3 separate regions of the Homo sapiens genome follow, and all the other regions are linked to region 1. A link is an interaction called in ENCODE POLR2A ChIA-PET data of the cell type or tissue named here. Cell type or tissue: GM12878. All regions are shown on one strand. Region 1 has its middle 18 kb from the start of LINC00309. Region 2 overlaps LINC02245 (long intergenic non-protein coding RNA 2245). Region 3 overlaps PELI1 (pellino E3 ubiquitin protein ligase 1).

Evidence for each region. Peaks named below come from ENCODE experiments on the same cell type or tissue, not always from the same donor. Only the 100,000 strongest peaks of a DNase experiment are listed, where the experiment ranks them.
Region 2: POLR2A ChIA-PET joins it to region 1 with 6 read pairs; 2 of 35 experiments call an interaction of 5 or more read pairs at or near these places.
Region 3: POLR2A ChIA-PET joins it to region 1 with 5 read pairs; 11 of 35 experiments call an interaction of 5 or more read pairs at or near these places.

The regions. Positions count from the first base shown.
Region 1 is chr2:64,221,898-64,224,397 of GRCh38, forward strand. No RefSeq gene overlaps it. Among named protein-coding and RNA genes, the nearest start is that of LINC00309, 18 kb to the left of the region's middle. In GM12878, no CTCF peak of the experiment used is centred here; a DNase peak (open chromatin) is centred at 1,454; H3K27ac peaks cover 444 bases.
Region 2 is chr2:64,928,000-64,930,499 of GRCh38, forward strand. All of the region lies in intron 1 of LINC02245 (long intergenic non-protein coding RNA 2245), which reads right to left. Among named protein-coding and RNA genes, the nearest start is that of LINC02245, 3.2 kb to the right of the region's middle. In GM12878, no CTCF peak of the experiment used is centred here; no DNase peak of the experiment used is centred here; H3K4me3 peaks cover 2,500 bases; H3K27ac peaks cover 2,500 bases.
Region 3 is chr2:64,131,958-64,134,457 of GRCh38, forward strand. The region is part of intron 1 of PELI1 (pellino E3 ubiquitin protein ligase 1); the gene reads right to left. Among named protein-coding and RNA genes, the nearest start is that of PELI1, 11 kb to the right of the region's middle. In GM12878, no CTCF peak of the experiment used is centred here; no DNase peak of the experiment used is centred here; H3K27ac peaks cover 375 bases.

The DNA.
Region 1 (2,500 bases):
AGCAGTGTTTGGAGGATCCACTTTTAAGCAGGCTTAACCTAGCGCTTTTCAAACTCTCCTGGGGAGCCCCTTAAAATGTGGATTCTGATTCTGGGGTGGGGTCTCAGATTTTACATTTTCAACAGGCTCCCAGGTGCTACCTGTGGCAGGACTTTAAACTCTTTTCCCTGACAGAATTCCTCTTCAAGGTAGAAAGGACAGGTGTGAGACAAGGGCAGAGTGCTAGGCACTCAAAGGCCACTTGATGACACAGAGCCCTGAACAAATGTCCCACAAACACCAGCAATAGAACCAAAAAGGAGAGTCTGAGCTCTTCACTGATAAAGCTTGTTCATTTTTATGTGTATCTCTGAGGCAGTACGTGAATGGGATAATAGAAGAAGGGAAAGAAAATCAATCATTCATTCCTCTGTTCTGTACATTTGAATCCCCTACTCCATACCAGGCATTTTAGGTGCAGGAAATGTAAAATATAGTAAAAGTGGTATAGAAAAGTCTATTTTGGAAATGCAGATACTGAAAGCATTCCCCTCAACCTTTTTCTTTTGGTCAGGAAACTTACTCCAAGACACCCTACACACAAGGAATCCAGCCGTTCAGCATTCCCAGCAGAACAACATTATCTATCATTGTTCTTTGTGTTCAGAGATATTCTGGCAAAGATGTTACTATTCCTGTGTGTGAGTTTGGCAGAAAGCCCTAAGATGTGACCTAATTTCCAAATAGCTTGTCCTTCTGGTTAGCTGTTATTAGTAAAACCTGCTGTAGTTTATGACTCTACCTTATAGACTTCGGGAAAATCATCAGGAAAGCAATGGAGATTTCCCACCTGAATTAGCTTGTGTTAACTAGCTAATCTTTTTAGAATAGTAGCTTCTGCCCATAATTTAAAGAAACGATGTAGAAACCAATGCATTATCTTTTCTTTCTGGGAGAAGAGCTCTTAAAAGCCTGGAAGTGGAAGATCATTAGGTAATGTGTTGTTAGCTCAAGAAGAGCACATTGTGGTATACTTATAGTCATACTGTCCAGTGGGGAGAATGTTTATGTATGGACCTGTCTTATCATCCCTTCTACCCTGAGTGGATCTTGAAAGTTAAATTATAACATTGCATTATGCATAAAGGAGAAGGATGCTTTACAGAAAAGACATTTACCAAGCTCTTGAGGGACCATTGTGTGCTGATCAATGACAGATGGTGTTCAGCTTTCACAATGTAGGAGTGCTAAAGGATGTGGGGTCACAGAAAAGCCGTGGAAAATCCTAGAGTAAAATATGGTGCAAGTTGTTGTCAGTCTGGCACAAGAAGAGGAGGTACCGAGGAAATTGTACCAAACACCAAGAGAGGAAAGGAAACTGAAATGAAAAATGATAGTACTTCAATTTCTGAAAAACAGGCCTGCCCCTAATTTAGCTATGAGATGTTGGGTAAGTTACCAATGTCTCTGGGCCTTGCTCTACTAGTACAACAGAGGAGAGAGAAATTCTAGAAGATTTTCAACTCCCCTCCTGCTCTGTAACTCTGGTTCGCTATGTGCTAAATGCACCTTGAAATAAACACTTCCTTTGTGTGTGTGTGTTGCGCGGTGGAATCCTCACTTTACAGAAGAGGAAACTAAGGTTCAGAGAGCTTAGGAACCCAGGCCAAGCTTACACAGCTATTAGGAGGCAGAGCTAGAACTTGAGCCCAGACAACCTGACACCATAGATAATGCTTTTAAGCTTTATGTTGCCTTTATATGTCTAAGACTTTTATGGGTAAAGAAGGAAGGAATATTTTGTAACTTTCTTAGAAAATCAATTGTCAGGAGATCTCTTAAAAAATTTGTTACATACCTTCTTTTAGAATTCTTGACATTGGGCCGGGTGCGGTGACTCACACCTGTAATCCTAGCACTTTGGAGGCCAAGGCAGGTGGATCACTTGAGGTTGGGAGTCCGAGACCAGCCTGGCCAACATGGTGAAACCCTGTCTCTACAAAAAATACAAAAATTAGTTGGGCATGGTGGCGAGCACCTGTAATCCCAGCTACTCGGGAGGCTGAGGCAGGAGAACTGCTTGAACCAGGGAGGCAGAGGTAGTAGTGAGTTGAGATCACACCACTGCACTCCCAGCCTGGGTGACAGAGTGAGACTCGGTCTCAAAAAAAAAAAAAAAAAAAAGAAAGAATTCTTGACATATTGGAGAGTGGAGTTTGATCTGAATAAAGGAAGCTGTTGTAACTGACATAATAATTTAAGGTCCAAGAATTTAAGACATGAGATGAGAAGCACATACTTTCCTCCTGCCTTACTCAGCTCAATTAGTTGCAGGTGCTGATACATTTACTTTTCAGGTTTTTGTCTGGCCAGTTGAGCCCACTATGTTCAGGCCGGGCTGCCGAAAAGTAGCTGCACAAGTGATGGCTAGTGACAACTAGAATTCATGTTCCTGTCTCCTAAACTTGAGATCCTGGGAGTCTAGGGAAACGCTGGGCTGCAAATGGCAGCTTCTCCACAT
Region 2 (2,500 bases), 710 kb after region 1:
AGATGAGGTCTCACTATGTTGCCCAGGCTGGTCTCGAATTCTGGGCTCAAGCAATCCTCCTGCTTTGACCTCCCAAAATTGTGGAATTATAGGCATGAGCTACCCCAACCAGCCCAGGATATTGTTTAGAAAGTATCAAGAAACCTGGTATAAACAATATATCAAAGTTCTGTCTGATTTTCCATAGACACACAGATGGTGCTAATTTTCCATGTTGGTAAAATGCTTTGGCTTTTGCAAAACCCTTTCAGGGCTCTTAGCATCTCAGCAACCCTGTGAGGTAGCCATTAACAATCCCATTTGACAGGCAAGGAAACTGAGGCTTGAAAAGGCCGGGCAGCTCACCCACAGCCACAGGGCTAGCTAGAGCCTCAACTCTTCCTTGCCTTTCTTCTTCTGTAGGAAACATTTATGTCAGTTCCAAGGGGCATTTGAAAACTCCACGAACTCAGAGGTTGATCCACCAACCTCAGCCTCCCAAAGTGCTGAGATTACAGGCGTGAGCCACCACATCTGGCCTCTGTATACATTCCTTCCCCCCATTACCCCCCAGAAACAGGGTCTTGCTCTGTTGCCCAGGCTCTGGATACAGTGGCACAATTATAGCTCACGGCAGCCTCACACTCCTGAGCCACCACACCTGGCTATTTCTTATATTTAGTTATTTGTTATAGTTATTCCACTTGCCTGATCACCCTACTCCTTTTGGGTTTTAGGTTTTTAATTCTTTAGGGAAATCTGGTACTATTTCCTAGTAAAATGCTCCATATATCTTAGGGGATTCTGGCCCAAGATTAGGAAAGAAAATTGGTAGATAGGGGATGGCTGCTGGAGAAAAGTCTTACTGACAGCAGCAAGAAATGACAGTTATTAGTCTGACAGTGAGAGAGTCACTGTGACCTGGGCACTTTTCCTTTTTTGCTGCTTTACATTGTGGTGAGCCTGCTCTCTTCTTCTTGGCTGCCTTCTCCCACTTGGGTTTGGCACAATTTCCCCTTTGGGAAAAACAACGTCCTAGCAGCCATCTACTTATAATTTCTCTCACATGGCCAGGCACTCATTGGAGGCTGCTGTTCTTTGGGAAATGCCCTCTTCAGCAGCCTTGATGAATGTGGGGAGAAAGCCTCAGGAATTGGCTTCCCTTTAAGGAATATGGACTGTCCTTCTCTTTTACTAAATTGGTGCTAATTGCCATTGTGAACATTTGCTTGTTTCATTTTATTATCTTTTTGAGATATATTTCTTTTTAGTCCTAGGCTTATATTTAAACTAATGTGTAATTATTGTTTGGAATTCTTAATAATCCACTCAACCCTGCTCAAGAGGCAAATATTTTAGCACTGGAAAATATTTATATGTGTCTTCATGGTTTCTTATTCTGGATGCAACTATAAAATAATAAACTACAACAAATATCTTCCAAACAGTAATTATACATTTATTCATATCAGATCCCTTTAAGCTATTTCACTAGTTTGGTGGTGTCTAAGCAATATGGTGACATGCATTTCCTATCCAAGTCAACTGGGTTCCCTTTTTGCAGCTGACATCTCTAAGAGCTGAGACTCTTAATCTGCAAAAGTCATTTTGTAATAGCTTTCTTGAAGTACAACTGGCATACAACAAACTACATATATTTGAAGTATGCAATTCAACATGTTTTGACATATTTATACACCAGTGAAACCATCACCACAATCAAGATAACGTATCTATCACCCCAGAAAATTTTCTCAAGCCCATTTGTAATTTCTCACTCCTGCCCTTTTTCACCTTCCCCTCCTCATTTCCCAGGCAATAACTGAACTGCCTACTGTCACCATAAATGAGTTTCCATTTTCTAGAATTTTATATAAATGAAATTAAGCCATATGTCCTATTTTTACTGGCTTCATTCACTCAATGTAATTTTGTGATTCATCCATGTTGTGTTGTATCAATACTTCATTCCTTTTTGTTATTGAGGACTATGTCCACTGTATGAATACAATGCAATTTGTTTACCCATCCATGTCCCTGTTAAGGGACAGTTGGCTTGTTTCCAGTTTTGGGGCCATTATAGATAATGCTGCTGTGAGCATTTGTGTACAAATCTTTGTGTGGACCTACGCTTTCTCGTCTTTTGGGTAAATACCTAGGAGTGGAATAGTTGGATCTTACGGTAGATGTTTATCTAGCATATTAAGAAAGTGCCAAAAAATGAAAAAGAAACAGTAAACTGTTCTTTCAAATGTTTTCCATTCCCACTAGCAGGGTATGAGAGTTCTAGTTTCTTCACATTCTTGCCAAAATTTGGGATGATCAGTCTTTTAAACTTTAGACATTGTAACATATGCATAGTGGTATATTGTGGTTTTAATTTGCATTTCCCTTATGACTAATGATCATAAGGGATCATTAGTCAATGATGCCTTCATCATTGACTGATGACCAAAGCATCATCTTTGGTGAAATGTGGAATTAAATCTTTGCAAAAGTAAAATTTTGCACAGTTTAGTGT
Region 3 (2,500 bases), 90 kb before region 1:
ACAGATATGGAAAGAAAACAGAGGTCTTTTTCACTATGGTAAGTTTGAAGAATTTTAGTTAATATGTCTAATAAGCAGTTGAAAATTTAAATTGGCTCACAGAGAAAGGTACTGAATTGGCAACAGATCTTTCCCCCTCCTTTTTCTCTTTCCACTAGACCAAGTCAGGATGCCAGTAGAAATAATAAAAATAGCTTCCAATTCTTGAGTACCTACTTTATGCTTGACATCGTGCTGAGAACTTTATATATTATCTCTATTCCTTTCAACAACCTTACCAGGAAGATACAGGTTGAGCATTCCTAATCTGAAAATCTGAAATCCAAAATGCTACAACACCTGAAACTTTTCAAGTGCTAACACAACTCTCAAAGGAAATGCTCTTCCAAGTATAATGCAAATATTCCACGATCTGAAAAAATCTGAAATCCAAAACACCTTTTGCCCCAAGCATTTTGGATAAGGGATTTAATAAGTCCCGGTGAGGCTTGTTCTCAGAACCTTGAGATTAAGTAAACTGAGTCAACTGTCCAAGGCAAAAGAGCTACCAATTAGTGGGGGAGGCATCTGAATAAAGTTTTCTTCTTATTAAAGACTCTATTATACTACCTTAGCTTTAACTTGAATGACCACCTATGTCAAGTTCATTCTGGAAAGGGAAAAACAACAAAATTAATGGAGCTCTCAGACTGAGAAAATAGGGAATAAGTCTAGGAATATGTGGTTTCAAAAAGTACAAATTTAATAGTGATACGAAAGAGCTGGAGAAAAAGAAGTGGAGTTATAGTTTAAAGACCCTTTAAACCAGAAGGAGCCTTGGAAATGGCATAGTACTTTTATAAGTAAAGTGTGGTCCATGGCCTATAGCAGTAGCACACCCAGAAGCCTGCTAAAAATGAAGAATCTCAAGCCCCAGCCATACTTACTGAATTAGCATATGCATTATAATATGATCCTTAGGTAATTTGTATAATACATTAATGAAAAACACTGGTCTGATACCATTACAATAGATGAAGACACTAACCAGGTTAAAAAAACAGTTTGCAAAGCTAGAACTCAGGCCTCTTTATTTCTTGGTCTAGAATTCCTATGTCTTCATCATGTGCCCTCCAGACAAATACATCACTTCGAATTTCACTAACCTGAGGTCTGTGCCATAAACATTTAGAACTTAAAATGAGTTTCCATCAAATTAGCACTAAACATTGTTATTTGTTACCATTTCATTTGGAATTTTAAGTACCCCCATGAGTTTTCTTCAATCATTTGTTTTAACATCACTAAATGAAACATAAACATGCTATCCCTGACTACAAAGAATTCTTAAGCTCATACAGTGAGTTTCAACCCTGAGCACTCAATGTGAAGAGACAGTATAGATAGAAGAGAGAGACTTTCTATAGGCAAATTATTTAAAGTCATAGAATCCTGGAGCTGGAAGAGACCCAATATAGCTGAGATGACAAAGAGATTTCATCAGAATGGCAATTATATATATAGTTTCTGACAGTGCTGTATAAAAAAGTTACCTGAAACTGGTTTGGGATACAGATACCGATACAGATACAGCTACTAGCTGTATCTGCCATGGGTTGGTTCCAAAGAGGGTGTGAGTGATGGAGTTACTGACCTTGTAAAGATAAGGAAACTCAAGCTCAAAGAGGTTAAATGAAATATATAAGGTCACATATTGAGAAGATAAACCAGAACTCCAGGTCCCCTAACTTCTGATATAGTGGTTTTTATCCTGTATCATATTGCCTCTCCTCTCTATTTATTCAATAAAAAATACAAAATCCTTTTCATGTAATAGATAATAAAAACCAAACCAATTAGAAATTAACTGGGAATAAACACCTCAGATGGTTTTATGGGCATTATAGGATTTATAATCCTATAATAAGGACATACATGGAAGTATGTTAAAAGATTTAAAATGAAGCCCACAACCTATAGATTTTATCATTGTGAGCAATGAATGATCTCTGACTCAGACTGCTTTCTGACATTCTTACTTCATGTAGAGTTTTTCCATATGACAATTCTTCTTTAGAGTTTATCCATGATGACTCAGGGTACCTAGATGGTATGAAGGAGCCTTCAATTTAAGGAGTAGGAGGAAAATGAGGGGGCCTACTGAATCATTAGCAGCCTACTCAGTTCTGAAACTCAGCAAATCCTTTTGGAAGCCATTTTAAAGTCAGCTTTAGGAGACAAATTCTGGCTAAAGCCTTAAAGACTGGTCCTTAAGAGCTGAACTATATGCAACTAAATCAACACGTTATTTCTAAAAGAGACACAACCAAAAGGCTTTAGCAAAATCTGATCTTCTTTTTGTTGAATAAATGTCAGTGATGAATTTTTAAAAATGTCTGCTCTCAATGAAGTTACAGATCTGCTCAAAGTTTAAGAGCCCCTCCTCAAAATTCATCCTAGTTCCTTTGGAGAACAGACAGGGCTAGTTCAGAAACTGAATCATCCTATTTTAAATGAAAGT